Linked DNA regions of Homo sapiens: region 2 is linked to region 1. A link is a loop called in an ENCODE intact Hi-C map of the cell type or tissue named here. Cell type or tissue: OCI-LY7. All regions are shown on one strand. Each heading gives the region's core, and the rest is flanking DNA. Links, peaks and the distances in the headings are about the cores only.

What was found. A loop is a pair of places that touch in the nucleus more often than their neighbours do. Peaks named below come from ENCODE experiments on the same cell type or tissue, not always from the same donor. Only the 100,000 strongest peaks of a DNase experiment are listed, where the experiment ranks them.
Region 2: a loop joins it to region 1, with 3.0 times the contacts of the local background. A loop is called at or near these places in 3 of 110 quality-filtered maps.

Annotation. Positions count from the first base shown.
Region 1 is chr10:446,867-454,820 of GRCh38, reverse strand. The region is part of intron 3 of DIP2C (disco interacting protein 2 homolog C); the gene reads left to right. Among named protein-coding and RNA genes, the nearest start is that of DIP2C-AS2, 180 kb to the left of the region's middle. In OCI-LY7, for the core only: no CTCF peak of the experiment used is centred there; DNase peaks (open chromatin) are centred at 3,690 and 4,190; H3K4me3 peaks cover 1,867 bases; H3K27ac peaks cover 2,729 bases.
Region 2 is chr10:330,546-337,842 of GRCh38, reverse strand. The region is part of intron 29 of DIP2C (disco interacting protein 2 homolog C); the gene reads left to right. It overlaps LOC124902362 (a long non-coding RNA gene), which reads left to right. Exons shown (of 2, transcript XR_007062030.1): 2 at 1,991-2,818. Among named protein-coding and RNA genes, the nearest start is that of ZMYND11, 200 kb to the right of the region's middle. In OCI-LY7, for the core only: no CTCF peak of the experiment used is centred there; a DNase peak (open chromatin) is centred at 4,332; H3K4me3 peaks cover 1,253 bases; H3K27ac peaks cover 1,453 bases.

The DNA of each region.
Region 1 (7,954 bases), core at 1,544-6,543:
GAGGGTTCCAGGGGTGCTCATGTTTTTATCCCCCGAATATCTCATTGCAATAATGACATCGAGCATAGAGGGTGCGTTTGTATACTACCTCTTTCTCTGAGGGGTGCTGATGTTTTTATCCCTGAGTATCTCATTGCAATAATGACATCAAGCATAGATGGTGCATTTGTATACTACCTCTTTCTCTGAGGGGTTCGAAGGGTGCTGATGTTTTTATCCCCGAATATCTCATTGCAATAATGACATCAAGCATAGATGGTGCATTTGTATACTACCTCTTTCTCTGAGGGGTTTGATAGGTGCTGATGCTTTTATCCCTGAATATCTCATTGCAATAATGACATCAAGCATACAGGGTGCATTTGTATACTACCTCTTTCTCTGAGGGGTTTGAGGGGTGCTGACATTTTTATCCCCTTTTTAGTACTTTATCCCTTTTTAGTATTTTTAGTATTTTATCCCTTTTTAGTACTTTAAGAAACGCTGTTAAATGTATTTTAGTTAACCAATTTATCTAACACTATAAATGTAAGTAGTACCAACAAACTCTTCACTAGCAATAGTGATTTATTCAATGCTGCATGAAGCTGATCCTGAATAAGCCCTTCTCTTAATAGATGGGTGCTTCTGGGTTCTTAGAGTGAAAGGCCTAAAGGGAATGAACTGTTAGCAGCCACAGCAGAAAAAACGAGAAAGATCTGCCTCTTTTGGAGTCACCAAATGCACCTCTATCAATTTATTGCCTCTCAGCTCCAAATTCACCCTTTATTGCCTTCTTCAGAAACCATGGATCTGAGTCCTGCAAATTCTGTTGAGTTGTGTTTGTGAAGTGTGACAGAGGCATGTGAGGACAGTGGTTTCACTTCTTAGTCTCAGGGCTGTGCACAGAGGCTCTAGCAGGTCCTGCTGCTGCTGGGGTCTCTGGCCTCTGTGTTGCATGGCAGCCAGCAGCTCACCCCCAGCTCCGACAGCTTTGTAGGAGCTTCTCCAGCAATATCCCTCCCTGCCTGAGATGGCTGCAGGCAGCGTGGTCTCCTTGGAGCCCCTGTGCTGTGTTTGCCCTGACAGCCCTGAGTCCAGCTGTACCTGTTACATTCCCTCATTCCTTTCTCATTCAGTATTTATGCATCTGCTTCTTTTCTCTTTGCTTTGATAACACGTTAATGCTGCTTTAGGATCCCAAACTAGAATCATCTTCCATTTACGTGAAATTTTAAGCCGTCACTTCCTAGCCTCTCCCTAAGTGGAAGTATCCTTGACCACTTTCAGTGCTCTTCCTCAAAGATACTTAAAAATACTAGACAATCACTGCCCTCTGTCCTGACTGCTGAGCCTCCAGATTATTTTCTCCTATCGTTTTAAGCATTTGTATTTCAGGCATTTGCTGGAGTCTTTGACACTGTATGTCCAGCATGACCAGCAAATCTTGTTACTCTCGTGATGTTTGCACACATGTCTGTTGACTCCGCTGCAATCCTGCCTGGTACCTTCACCCGAGAGATTTCTGTTTCTCATTGTTTCCATTCCACGGCCTCTCATCTGGTGTCTCATTCATGTGGCCGGGTAAAACTGTATTCAGGGCATTTGTAATTAAGGCTTTGGAGGACGCTTGATCAGATGCTGTAATGGATTTCTGATGCTGCACAGCTGCTAGATTTCATTTATCAGCTCATTTTATGAAAAGGATATTGTGTTTTCAAGGGAATATTTGTTTTGTAGCAACCTGTTTACCCATGTTATATTTTCCTAAAAGTTCTTCATCTTATGAGCTCTTCTCACAGTGATCTGGGTTTTATGCAGAGCTCTGTAAACGTCTTTGTTCTCAGCTCATACCCTTTCCAGCACTGTGTGTTAATCCAACACTGCCCCCTTCCTCGCACTGGGGCCTCAGACTGGCCAGGCCTCCCGGTGATCCGCTGGCGTTGGCTCTCAAGGGAGATGGGTCCATCCTGCCCCGTGCCCTGTGGTCAAGTCTATCCCTCTTCTCTCGCCTCACCTGTGGGATTTGGGCCACTGGCCAGTGGACATGCGGCCTTTTAAGCTGGATGTCATAAGAGACCTCCTCAGTAGCGGTGTGTGGTGTTTTCTCTGCAGGAGGGCACCAGCAGAGCCACCCGGCTGTGCTGAGGACCCAGGAGGAGCAGCGAGAGGAACCAGGGGGCCATCGTGGCTTGGTTGCTTCGCTTCCCTCTAGGTGTCACGTTGTGAAAGGTCTTTCGACAAAGCGCTGTCCATTTAATCGCTATTGTAGATGTTAGTGGCCGGATGCTCCTTTCTGGCTTGGATATTTTGAGTTGGACTGGGATTATTAAACACAGCAACAACTTAGCACATGGAGGTAGATTCTGACTCACTTTAGTCACTCATAATTACACTGCGTGCTTCAGAAGCTGCTCTTCACCCCTGGGCAGGTTGTCCTTTTTCCACGTGTTTGCCGTGTTTTGATGATGGGGTTAGTGCGCGCTCTAAGGGTCTGCACTGAGAAGACCCCTTAGCGCTATCCCGTTATCATTATTTGCCTTAACATTGTTCCATGTAGAGTCTGACGGAATCTTCAGGGTGCTGTTTATGGATGTTTTGAAGTGTCACTGTGCCACTGATTTCCGGTTAAAGCAGAATGTAGACATCTTTTTGCAATTGTTTTTAGTGACTCCACTGGTTTGTGTTGCTGTCTTCTGCTGTGCAGTCCACAGTCTGACATCTTTGTGGTCCCCATGCTTCCCTCCTGCTCGTGTTACCCGATCCTGTGGGTCAGCTGTGAGGAAACCACTCTCTGTCCTCGTCTGGAGTCGCCCCGAGCTGGGTGTGCTGGTCTCCTTGTGTCGCCCTGAGCTGGGTGTGCTGGTCTCCTTGTGGGCAGAAGTATTCTTCTGTTACTGTTTTCTCAGTTTTTTGACCAAATGTAGCAGACTTGTGTATGGTGCAAACATTTCTTAAAATGTCTTTTGCCTTTATGGAAAAAAACCCGCATTTCTTCAAGATGTACCTTTCCTGTGTCTCCATCCTTCCCCACATGATTGCTTTGTGTTAGAGGGTGGTGTGTGTGCTCTATGGCCTCATTCCATCAAGCACTATATGTAACCTCTGATGGCAAAAGTGGTTACACTCAAGGCAGAAAACTTCGCAAATGTTGAAGAGAATGAACAAAAAACAATACGTTGTCATCTTGTCATCCTGAAATGGCTACTGTTAATATTTTGATGTAGTTCTTTCAATTCTTTTTAAGTAAAATTGCTTCTAACACAAGCACTTTAATTACATTGATTAAATTATAGTCAGGAAATAAGGAGAAAGTAAAAAGAATATCCAGTTTGGGGCAAAAAGAAAGACCACATAGAAAGAGGCTGTAAAACTCCCTACAACTTGAAGAAAAGCTGGGTTGCGGTGGTTGTGGTTTTGTTTTTACTGCGAGAGACCACATGATTATTCTGGGCACTGAAGGGCGATAGGATAATACCCTGTGAGTGTTTTGGTGGCCGAGTAAATCCCAGTCCCACGTCCTCTTTCCAAGTAGACAAAGTGTTGAGGTTTGAGGTGGTGGTTTGGTAACTTTTTGAAAATCTGTTTGTAGGACTGCACTGCAGAGATTAGGTTAACCTGACTTAGAATCGAATGATCTGTTCAGGCTGTGGGAGCTTTCTATACCAGGTGTACGTACGCCTGTTCCGGATGTGGTGTAGAAGGAACAGGGCTGGGAGGGTTTGTTGCTTCACCAGTCACCGCCCACAGGCAGGGGCTGGGGAGCACAGCCCGGTGCTGCAGAGATGGGCTTTGAGACTCCCTCCCTGGCCCTGAGGAACTCACAGGCTGAATTTAGACGATGCCGTTATTGAGGCATAGACAGTATATTTTATACCCACACATATGGACATATACATACATGTACGCACATACAGACCTGTACATGTCTGTGTGTGTGTAAGTGACAGAACCAACCTGGCTTTTGTGCTATTTCCTTCGTCTTTTTAGTTGCCTCAGTTGAAACAAGATGTGTTCCTTGTTGGAGGTGAGTGGTTTCATTGTTCCAGACCAGTCATGGAAATGCCTGCAATTATCAGTGTTTCTGTTTTCTCTTGGGAAGCTCTTCTGGGAAGGAAGTGTACTTTCCAAGGCTGTTGGTTGGCCTGTCGTCACCCTGGGGGTCTTGGTGTGGGTCACAGACCCAGGTGCTGTGGCTGCTCATGCGTGGAGCTCTGTCTCTCTTGCTGCTGCTAGTAGACAGCTGATCACCAACAAAGTGTGTGTCCCAGTGGCCTTTCAGAAGAATTCTCTGCATCATTTTTATACAGTCTTTTTTATTTTCAATGTCAACATTGTGTGTTGCAGCCAAGTGATATGTTCTGCAGAAGCAGGAAGTGTGGCCCAAGAGAGAAATAAGGGAATTGATCCATAACTGATACCAGCTTTTATACAGTTGAGCCATTGTAATTGATACGTAAACATCTTAAATCTGTAGAAGTGAGTCAAGGTGCCAGATCCTGACAAGTGCCAAATGTCTACGTGGGACCTCTCTTGTGTCGGGTCCACATCACAAGAAGAAAAGTCATTCAAATGCAACACGGGACCATTGTAATTTATACATAAACATGTTAAATCTGTGGAAGTGAGCCACGGTGCCAGACCCTGACAAATGCCGAATGTCTACGTGGGACCTCTCTTGTGTCGGGTCCACATCACAAGGAGAAAAGTCATTCAAATGCAACATGGAGTGGACGTGAAGCTTTCAGAAACGTCCGTGAATCAGAGCGACTGTTTTCCCATTTGCTGGATTCCCCATTCGAGATGGTGAGATTCCTGTTCCAAGGCTCCCTCAATTTCCCAGCACCCATTTCACTCCTTCCTGGAGATAACAATCTCACAATGATATCTTGTTCTCAGATTTTCTTTTTTTTTTTTTTTTGTTGTTGTTGACTGAAACATCTTTATTTGGCACATGACTGTAGTTGTGTGTGTGTATGTGTTTTTATTAATAGTTTATTAATATTTTCTTCATGGAATTAGGTAACTGAATGTGTTTACTTCTTTTTTTTTTTTTTTTAATTATACTTTAAGTTTTAGGGTACATGTGCACATTGTGCAGGTTAGTTACATATGTATACATGTGCCATGCTGGTGCGCTGCACCCACCAACGTGTCATCTATCATTAGGTATATCTCCCACTGCTATCCCTCCCCCCTCCCCCGACCCCACCACAGTCCCCAGAGTGTGATATTCCCCTTCCTGTAGAAAAATCACATATTTCACAAGAATAGGCTGCCTTACTCACTCCTTAGCCTGGAGTAAGCCACATACCACTTTTCTCTTTAAGATACTCACTTTTCAGGACTCTTGATAAATTATTTAAGAGTAGGAAAGTACCGTGACTTTGGCCACAAGCAGTATTATGTATAATATGCAAGTGTGTGCCTTGATAGCCGCAGTCACTAAAAACAAATTTTCTCAGAAGAGAAAATTGTAAGCATTTCTTTACTTGATCGTTAATTTTGTTTGCCTAAATAACATCTTGCCTTTGTATGGGGAGGTGGAGAAGTCGACTTTTGTTACACAAGATGAGCTTGAAAGTCCCTTAAGTGGTAAAGGATGCCGCTGAGTATCGACGGGGGTGAGTGGGTCTTGCTGCCCCACTGTATGTGATCCTGAGTATTGACAGGGGTGAGTGGGTCCTGCTGCCCCAGTGTATATGATCCTGAGTATCAACAGGGATGAGTGGGTCCTGCTGCCGCACTGTGTGTGATCCTGAGTATCGACGGGAGTGAGCAGGTCCTGCTGCCCCACTGTGTGTGATCCTGAGTATAGATGAGGATGAGTGGGTCCTTCTGCCCCACTGTGTGTGATCCTGAGTATCGACGGGAGTGAGCAGGTCCTGCTGCCCCACTGTGTGTGATCCTGAGTATAGATGAGGATGAGTGGGTCCTTCTGCCCCACTGTGTGTGATCCTGAGTATCGACGGGAGTGAGCAGGTCCTGCTGCCCCACTGTGTGTGATCCTGAGTATAGATGAGGATGAGTGGGTCCTGCTGCCCCACTGTGTGTGATCCTGAGTATCGACAGGGGTGAGTGGGTCCTGCTGCCCCACTGTGTGTGATCATGAGTATTGATGGGAGTGAGCGGGTCCTGCTGCCCCACTGTGTGTGATCCTGAATATCGACAGGGGTGAGTGGGTCCTGCTTGCCCCACTGTGTGTGATCCTGAGTATCGACGGGAGTGAGTGGGTCCTGCTTGCCCCACTGTGTGTGATCCTGAGTATCAACGGGAGTGAGCGGGTCCTGCTGCCCCACTGTGTGTGATCCTGAGTATCAACGGGAGTGAGCGGGTCCTGCTGCCCCACTGTGTGTGATCCTGAGTATAGACGGGGATGAGTGGGTCCTGCTGCCCCACTGTGAGTGATCCTGATTATCGACAGGGGTGAGTGGGTCCTGCTGCCCCACTGCGTGTGATCCTGAGTATCGACGGGAGTGAGTGGGTCCTGCTGCCCCACTGTGTGTGATCCTGAATATCAATGGGGTGAGTGGGTCCTGCTGACCCACTGTGTGTGATCCTGAGTATAGACAGGGATGAGTGGGTCCTGCTGCCCCACTGTGTGTGATCCTGATTATTGACGGGAATGAGTGGGTCCTGCTGCCGCACTGTGTGTGATCCTGAGTATCGACGGGAGTGAGCGGGTCCTGCTGCCCCACTGTGTGTGATCCTGAGTATAGATGGGGATGAGTGGGTCCTGCTGCCCCACTGTGTGTGATCCTGAGTATAGACGGGGATGAGTGGGTCCTGCTGCCCTACTGTGTGTGATCCTGAGCATCAGTGGGAGTGAGCGGGTCCTGCTGCCCCACTGTGTGTGATCCTGAATATCAACGGGGGTGATTGGGTCCTGCTGCCCCACTGTGTGTGATCCTGAGTATAGACAGGGATGAGTGGGTCCTGCTGCCCCACTGTGTGTGATCCTGATTATTAATGGGAATGAGTGGGTCCTGCTGCCGCACTGTGTGTGATCCTGAGTATCGACGGGAGTGAGCGGGTCCTGCTGCCCCACTGTGTGTGATCCTGAGTATAGACGGGGATGAGTGGGTCCTGCTGCCCTACTGTGTGTGATCCTGAGCATCAGTGGGAGTGAGCGGGTCCTGCTGCCCCACTGTGTGTGATCCTGAATATCAATGGGGGTGATTGGGTCCTGCTGCCCCACTGTGTGTGATCCTGAGTATAGACAGGGATGAGTGGGTCCTGCTGCCCCACTGTGTGTGATCCTGATTATCGACGGGTGAGTGGGTCCTGCTGCCCCACTGCATGTGATCCTGAGTATTGATGGGAGTGAGCGGGTCCTGCTGCCCCACTGTGTGTGATCCTGAGTATCGATGGGAGTGAGCGGGTCCTGCTGCCCCACTGTGTGTGATCCTGAGTATAGATGGGGATGAGTGGGTCCTGCTGCCCCACTGTGTGTGATCCTGAGTATCGACAGGGGTGAGTGGGTCCTGCTGCCCCACTGTGTGTGATCCTGAATATCGACAGGGGTGAGTGGGTCCTGCTGCCCCACTGTGTGTGATCCTGAATATCGACGGGGGTGATTGGGTCCTACTGCCCCACTGTGTGTGATCCTGAGTATAGATGGGGATGAGTGGGTCCTGCTGCTCCACTGTGTGTGATCCTGAGTATCGACAGGGGTGAGTGGGTCCTGCTGCCCCACTGTGTGTGACAAGCCCTTTGTTTCTGGCCTGGGAATGTCCCAGCTCTGTCAGCATGTTGGGCTGGTGCTGGCTCCCTTGTTAGTTTGCATGCGAGACAAAAATCTCACACTTTTCACTCTTCTTGACATATAGATGCCGAAGCTTTTTACAAATTATTACTACATCAAACCCAAAATATGTAAAAGGGATATGAATATCACAACCAGTTGAGTTTGTTCTCTTGATGTGGTGTAGTTTTGCCTGGCACACTTGGCTCATCATTCAAAAATCAATGTAAT
Region 2 (7,297 bases), core at 1,618-6,617, 120 kb after region 1:
CCACAACACACACACACAGCTGCGTAGGCCTCCACGACACACGTGCACACACACAGCTGCCTAGGCCTTCACAGAACACACACACACATCAGCCTAGTCCTCCACAACACACACACACATCAGCCTAGGCCTCCACAACACACACACAGCTGCCTAGGCCTCCACAACACACACGCGTACACACACCGGCCTACGCCTCCACAACACACGTGCGCACACACACACAGCTGCCTAGGCCTCCACAGAACACACACACACACATCAGCCTAGGCCTCCACAGCACACACACAGCTTCCTAGGCCTCTACAACACACACGCACGCACACACACACAGACTGTCTAGGCCTCCACAGCACACACATACACATCAGCTTAGGCCTCCACAACACACACGCACACACAATCAGCCTAGGCCTCCACAACACACACACACAGCTACGTAGGCCTCCACGACACACACACAGCTGCCTAGGCCTCCACAACACACACGCGCGCACACACCTGCCTAGGCCTCCACAACACACGTGCACACACACACACAGCTGCCTAGGCCTCCACAGAACACACACACACATCAGCCTAGGCCTCCACAACACACACACACCGGCCTAGGCCTCCACCACACACACTTGCACACACAGACAGCTGCCTAGGCCTCCACCACACGCATGCACACATCAGCCTAGGCCTCCACAACACACACACACACACAGCTGCCTAGGCCTCCACAACACACACACGCACACACACACCAGTCTAGGCCTCCACAACACACACACACACACACACACACCAGTCTAGGCCTCCACAACACACACACACACACACACAGCTGCCTAGGCCTCCACAACACACACACACACAGCTGCCTAGGCCTCCACAACACACACACACGCGCACACACCAGTCTAGGCCTCCACAACACACACACACACACACACACACACCTGCCTAGGCCTCCACAACACGCGCACACACACCAGTCTAGGCCTCCACAACACACACACACACAGCTGCCTAGGCCTCCACAGGGCCAGGGTGTTCAGTGTCACTGTTTTCCCCTCCACCTCTTGTCCCACTGGAGGGCCTTCAGGGACAGGACGCAGACGGAGCCATGATCTCCTAGGATAACAATACCTTCTCCTGGAAGACCCTCCTGAAGGACCCACTGAGGCTGTTTTACAATTTACTTTCTTTTTTATAAGTAGGAGGATGCTGTAAAATAACAAAGTACAGTAAATTCATAAACCAGTAACAGTTGTTTGTCATCATGGTTAAAGTATTAAGTTGTGTACATAATTGTATATGCTCATCAAAAACCTAATCCACCGTGCCCAAGTAGGCTTCATCTCTAAGATGCTAGGTATCATATGCAAATAAAAAAATGTGATTCATCGTGTAAACAGAACTGAAGACATGATTGTATGTGCTGTGCTTTTATATGACTGGCAGCACAGGTTTGTTTAGACCAGTTACCACCACCAACACAAGTAACGTGGTGTGCTTCAGCATCTCTAGGCAGTAGAAATTTTTCAGCTTCGTTACAGGCTCATGAGACCACCATTGTACACGGACCCATCCTTGACCAAAGCATCGCTATCCTGGGACCTCAGGGATGCTGATTTTTAAATTTTTTTTTAGAGATGGCGTCTTGCCATGTTGCCCAGGCTGGTTTTGAACTCCTGGGCTCAAGCTATCCTCCCACCTCAGCCTCCCAAAGTGTTGGAATTATAGGCATGAACCACCACACCTAGCCTACAAAAACATTTTTTTTTTAGTTAGCCGGGTGTAGTGGTGTGCGCCTGTGGTCCCAACTACTTGGGAGGCTGAGGTGGAGGATCACTTGAGCCTGGGTGGTTGAGGTTGCAGTAAGCTGAGATCACGCCACTGCACTCAAGCCTGGGTGACAGAGCGAGACCCTGTCTCAAGAATAAAGATTGCAACAGGTTGTAACACTTTGAGTAAAATAGGAAATTTTCCAACTATTCAGATACACAGATGAACAAATGGAAAGCTTGATGAGAAGTGAGGATTTCTATAGTAGCCATCCACGAAATAGTTAAAGGAAAGAGAGTCTTCATGGTGGAAAAGCCTGAACCAGCTGGTCCAGGCAAACCTCAGTGATGGTGAAGCCTGTAGCACACAGCGGGTGGGATGAAGAGAGCCGCATCCGCGATACTCCTGCCGAAGATGCCTGTCCTGGATCTCCCCATGTGGAAGCACCAGCCCCCAAGTTAGGGGACTGATTGGACAATGCACCTGCCTAGAATCTTCCCAAAGCCTGGTGTCGTGAGAGTCACGGAAACATCCAGAAACTCGCTCTGGGCAGCGGGAAGCTGAGAGCCGACCACTTTCTTGCAGTGTGCCTGTGCAAACTGGGTAATTGGGGATGGCTAGAGAAACTTGAACAGGGTCTGAGCTGGGACAGGAGGAATGCGTTGGTTTTCTGATTTTGATGGCTTAGGTGTTTATGGAGGAAAATAGACTTGTTTGTTGGAAATCCCCCCTGAAGTGTCTGGGATTACGCATCAGGTCAGTGATTCACCATTAGATAATCCAAGGAGAGAGAATTATTTTAAACGTACTTGTACATTTTCTATAACTTTGTGATTGTTTGAAAGTTAAGTAACACAAATAATTTGTGTCCTCATCCTAAAGCTTTCTTCTGTCATAGAGGATTGTTTATCTGAGACATATGAGTATAATGGTATTGTTTCAAAATATTTTTTAAGATTACACCTGTTTTTAAAAATTGTGTCAGATAGCCTGTATTCATGTATTGGAAGATTCAATATTATTAAAATGGTAGTTCTCCCCACATTGCTTTATAGGTTCAATGTAATTCCTACCAAAATCTTGGCAGGCTATTTTTTGGGGGTTTTTTGGGGCAGAAATTGATAATATCCTGAAGTAAATATAAAGGACCCACAATAGTGAAAGCAGTTTTAAAATAGGTTAACAAAATTGGAGAATTCAGAACTTCTCATTCCTGATTTCAAAAATATTGCAAAGCTGCAATAACCAGAACAATGTACTGGCATTGAGATAGAGTGATTATATATATGAGAAACAGAATTGAGAGTCCAGAAATAAACCCTTATATTTATGGTCAAATAATTTTTTAATAGAGTTACCCGAGCAATTCAATGAAGAAAAGTTTTTCCAACAACAGATGCTGGGAAATTCGGACATTCACATGAAAAGGAAAAAAGATTAAACCTTGACTCAACGTCATATACCTAAGTTAGTTCAAGTGGATCATAGATCTTAATGTAAGAGCAAAAATTATAAAAATTTTAGAAAACACAGGAGTAAATTTTCATAATCTTGGTTAGGCACAGAGTTCATCAAAGGTATACTACATAAATACTGATAAACTGGACTGGAACAAAATTTAAAACTTTTGTATATCAAAAGACAGAATTAAGTAGAAAGACAAGCCACAGTCTGGGAAAAAATATTTGCAAATTATAAATCTCATGAAGCACTTCTAAGCACCTATGTAATAAATTTTTTCTTTTTTTTTTTTTTTTTTTTTGAGACAGTCTTGCTCTGTCACCCGGGCTGGAGTGCAGTAGCTTGATCTCAGCTTACTGCCACCTCTGCCTCCAAGGTTCAAGTGATTCTCCTGCCTCAGCCTCCCAAGTAGCTGGAAGTACAGGCATGCACCACCACACCTGGCTATTTTTTTTGTATTTTTAGTAGAGACAGTGTTTTGCCATGTTGGCCAGGCTGGTCTTGAACTCCTTACCTCAAGTAATCTGCCCGCTTCAGCCTCCCAAAGTGCTGGGATTACAGGCGTGAGCCACTGCACCCAGCCTATGTAATAAACACTCAAAACTCAGAAACAAGCAACATAAACACGGGCAAGAGATCTGAATAGATATCTCACCAGAAGAAGACATACAAATGGCCAATAAGGACGTGAAAAGATACCTAGCGTTAATTAGGGAAATGCAAATTAAAACCACAGTGAGATACCACTTCACACCCACTAGAATGCTGTCACCGAAAACACAGGAAATAAAGTTGGAGAGCTCGTGTTTTCTGACTTCAAAACTTACACTGCAAAGCAACAGTAACCAAGAAGGTGGAAAAACGAATTCTCATACATTGATAGTGGGAATGTAAAATGGGGAAGCCACTGTTTGGCATGATCTTAATTAAGCAGACTTGCTGCATTGACTCAGCAGCTGCACTCCTAGGAGAAAGGAAAGCGAACATCCACTCAGAGACTTGGTGTAAGTTCCCTGGAACCTCGGTCAACACAAGGAAACAATCCAGGTATCCGCTAGCAGGTGACTGAACAGGTGACGCCTGCCACGTCCACATGGTGGGTGCTTCTGCACAGGATGAGCTCAGAAGCACCTGCTGAGGGAGGGAAGTGTGGCTGTGTGGTAGGCAGTGTCCAGAAAAGGCAAATTTGTAAACAAAGTAGAATGATGACTGGGGCTAGGGCTGGAAATGGGACTGACTGCAGATGGACACGGGATCCCTTTCAGGTGATGGGAATGTTCTAGAGTAGTGACCATTTTACAACTCTTCAATTTTATTAAAAGCCATTCTGTGCTTAAAATGAGTGAAACTTAGGGTATGCAAAGTATACCTAAATAAAGCCGACGGGTGTTTTAAAAAGAATAGGCCGGGTGCGGTGGCTCATGCAGGTAATCCCAGCACTTTGGGAGGCTGAGGTGGGTGGATCACTTGAGGTCAGGAGTTTGAGACCAGCCTGGCCAACATGATGAAACCTCGTCTCTGCTAAAAATACAAAAATTAGCCTGGCGTGGTGGCACACGCCTGTCATCCCAGCTACTCAGGAGCATGAGGCAGGAGAATCACTTGAACCCAGGAGGCAGAGGTTGCATTGAGCCAAGAATGCACCACTGCACTCCAACCTGGGCGACGGAGTGAGACTCTGTCTCAACAATAAAAAATAATAAAGTGCTTCATTGCAGTAACTCAAGTGTGTAGGGAGACCCTGGGCTGGATGGCATGCCTGCTGGCAGACAGGGTATGACCCAGGACCCCCAGGTGAGATGAACCTGTCTTGTTGAATTCCCAAGTTAGGAGAGTTTTCAGTTGTTGGTATATTTTGTCAGGTTAGTAATCTGAAATCATCAAATTGCTAATGTGCGAATGTGTATTACTTACCAAAATGTCTATTTTTATTCTTTTTGAAGTTAAGATCTGAAGAACAGCTCAGGTTCCCAACATTCTCAGAGAATAATGTCTTGAGAATAAGCAACCTGCTCTTAAGTAGGTTTGTCTTGTCCATAGCAGAATTTATTGCCAGTGCCAAAAATCAATTTTGGCTAATACAGCAATTAATCAAAATTTGCTGTATTGAGTGAGGTAAGGGCAATTAGGAAATCATGAGTTGGGTTTTCTATTTGTTTCTGCTGTCAAGATTTGTGTTTTCTTAATGTTGATTTCTTATTTATGGTGATGAGGAGGGAGGTGAAACTATATTTAGTTTTCACAAGTATATTTGAAATTCTCTGGCCAGGAATTCACACTGGGTTCCCAAGCCCGTTGTGTGCTGACAATTCTGACAGAGCAAATCATTAATGCTGATGTGTATTTTTGAGGAAGCCACTTCCAGGGACACTTAGAAATGGTTAAAATGACTTTGGGTGTCCGAGGCAGGAGGATTGCTTGAACCTAGGCGTTCAAGACCAGCTTGGGCAACATAGTGAGACCCCATCTCCACAAAAAAAGTTTTAAGTTAGCCAGTCATGGTGGTATGTGCCTCTAGTCTCTAGTCCCAGTCATGGTGGTACGTGCCTCTAGTCCCAGATACTTGGGAAGTGGGAGGATCACTTGAGCCCATGAGGTCAGGGCTACAGTGAGCTGTGATCACACCACTGCACTCTAGCCTGGGTGACAAAGTAAGACTCTGTCTCAGAAAAAAAGAAAAGAAGTGGTTAATATGGTAAATGTTATGTTACATATGTTTTACCACAGTAAAATTTTTAAAACTAAGATGAAATGGCCAGTTTACAGCAGAGTAAAAATTCGAGGCCTGATATTCACCCCTTATGTGCCTAACCCTGTTCTCAAAGTATTAAACCCTTGGAAAGGTCACTATTTGCTAGAAAGTCGTCCCTCGGTGTCCACGGAGGAGATAGGTTCCGGGACCACTGCAGAAAGCAAAGAGCGAGGATGCTCAAGTCCCTGATATAAAATGGCATCATACGAGCACATCACCTATGCACTTCCTCTCTCATGTTTTAAATAATTTCTGGATTACTTGTAATACCTAACACAATGTAAATGCTGTGTGAATAGTTGTACTATGTTGTTTAGTCACTAATGATAAGAAAATCTACAAGTTAGGTATAGATGCAGATTTTTTCATGAATATCTTTGATTCATGGTTGAAGCCAGGGGTGAGGAACCCACAGACACAGAGGGCTATGTGTCCTTTTGAAAAGAATAAATCAAGCTTTGGAATAAGAATGAGGAAAGAAATGGAAAATTGCCCAAAAACGCCTTTGTCACATTTGCCGAAGAGTAGTTTTTCATACTAAGGGTCCCGTTTGAAATAAATTTTGTTAGCCAACCTAACTTCCTTACATTTCTTTAGTTGGATTCTCTTATAAACAATTATGAAAATTTTTAGATGAGATTGGCTACATTAAAGAACTGGCTTTAGTATTATAGCATAGTAGTTAACAAGGCCTAACTCGTTAATCATAGTGCTGTTTCACTGATAAAATTTTGCGTAGGCCTCTTATGGCAGCTCATGCCTATAATCCTAGCACTTTGGGAGGCTAAGATAGGAGGAGTACTTGAAGCCAGGAGTTTGAGACCAGCCTGGGCAACAATACGAAACCGTATCTACAAAAAAAAAAAAAAAAAAAATTAGCCAGGCATAGTGTTGTGCATCTGTAGTCCCAGCTACTCAGGGACTGAGGTGGGAGGATGGCCTCAGCTTGAAAGGCAGAGGTTATAATGAACCCAGATCACACCACTGCACTCCAGTCTGGGTGACAGAGTGAGACCCTGTCTCAAAAAAAAAAAAAAAAAATTGTGTAGGTTGGGCATGGTGGCTCATGCCTGTAATCCCAACACTTTGGGAGGCCAGGCACATCTTACATGGCCACAGCAGGAACAAGAGAGGATTGCTTGAGCCCCGAAGTTCAAGATGAGCCTAGGCAACATAGACCCTACCACTGAAAAAAAAAAAAAACAAGCATGGTGGTGCACACCTGTGGTCCTACTGACTCAGGAGAGGCAGGAGAATTGCTGGAGCCCAGGAGTTTGAGGTGACAGGTAGCTATGATTACACCACCCT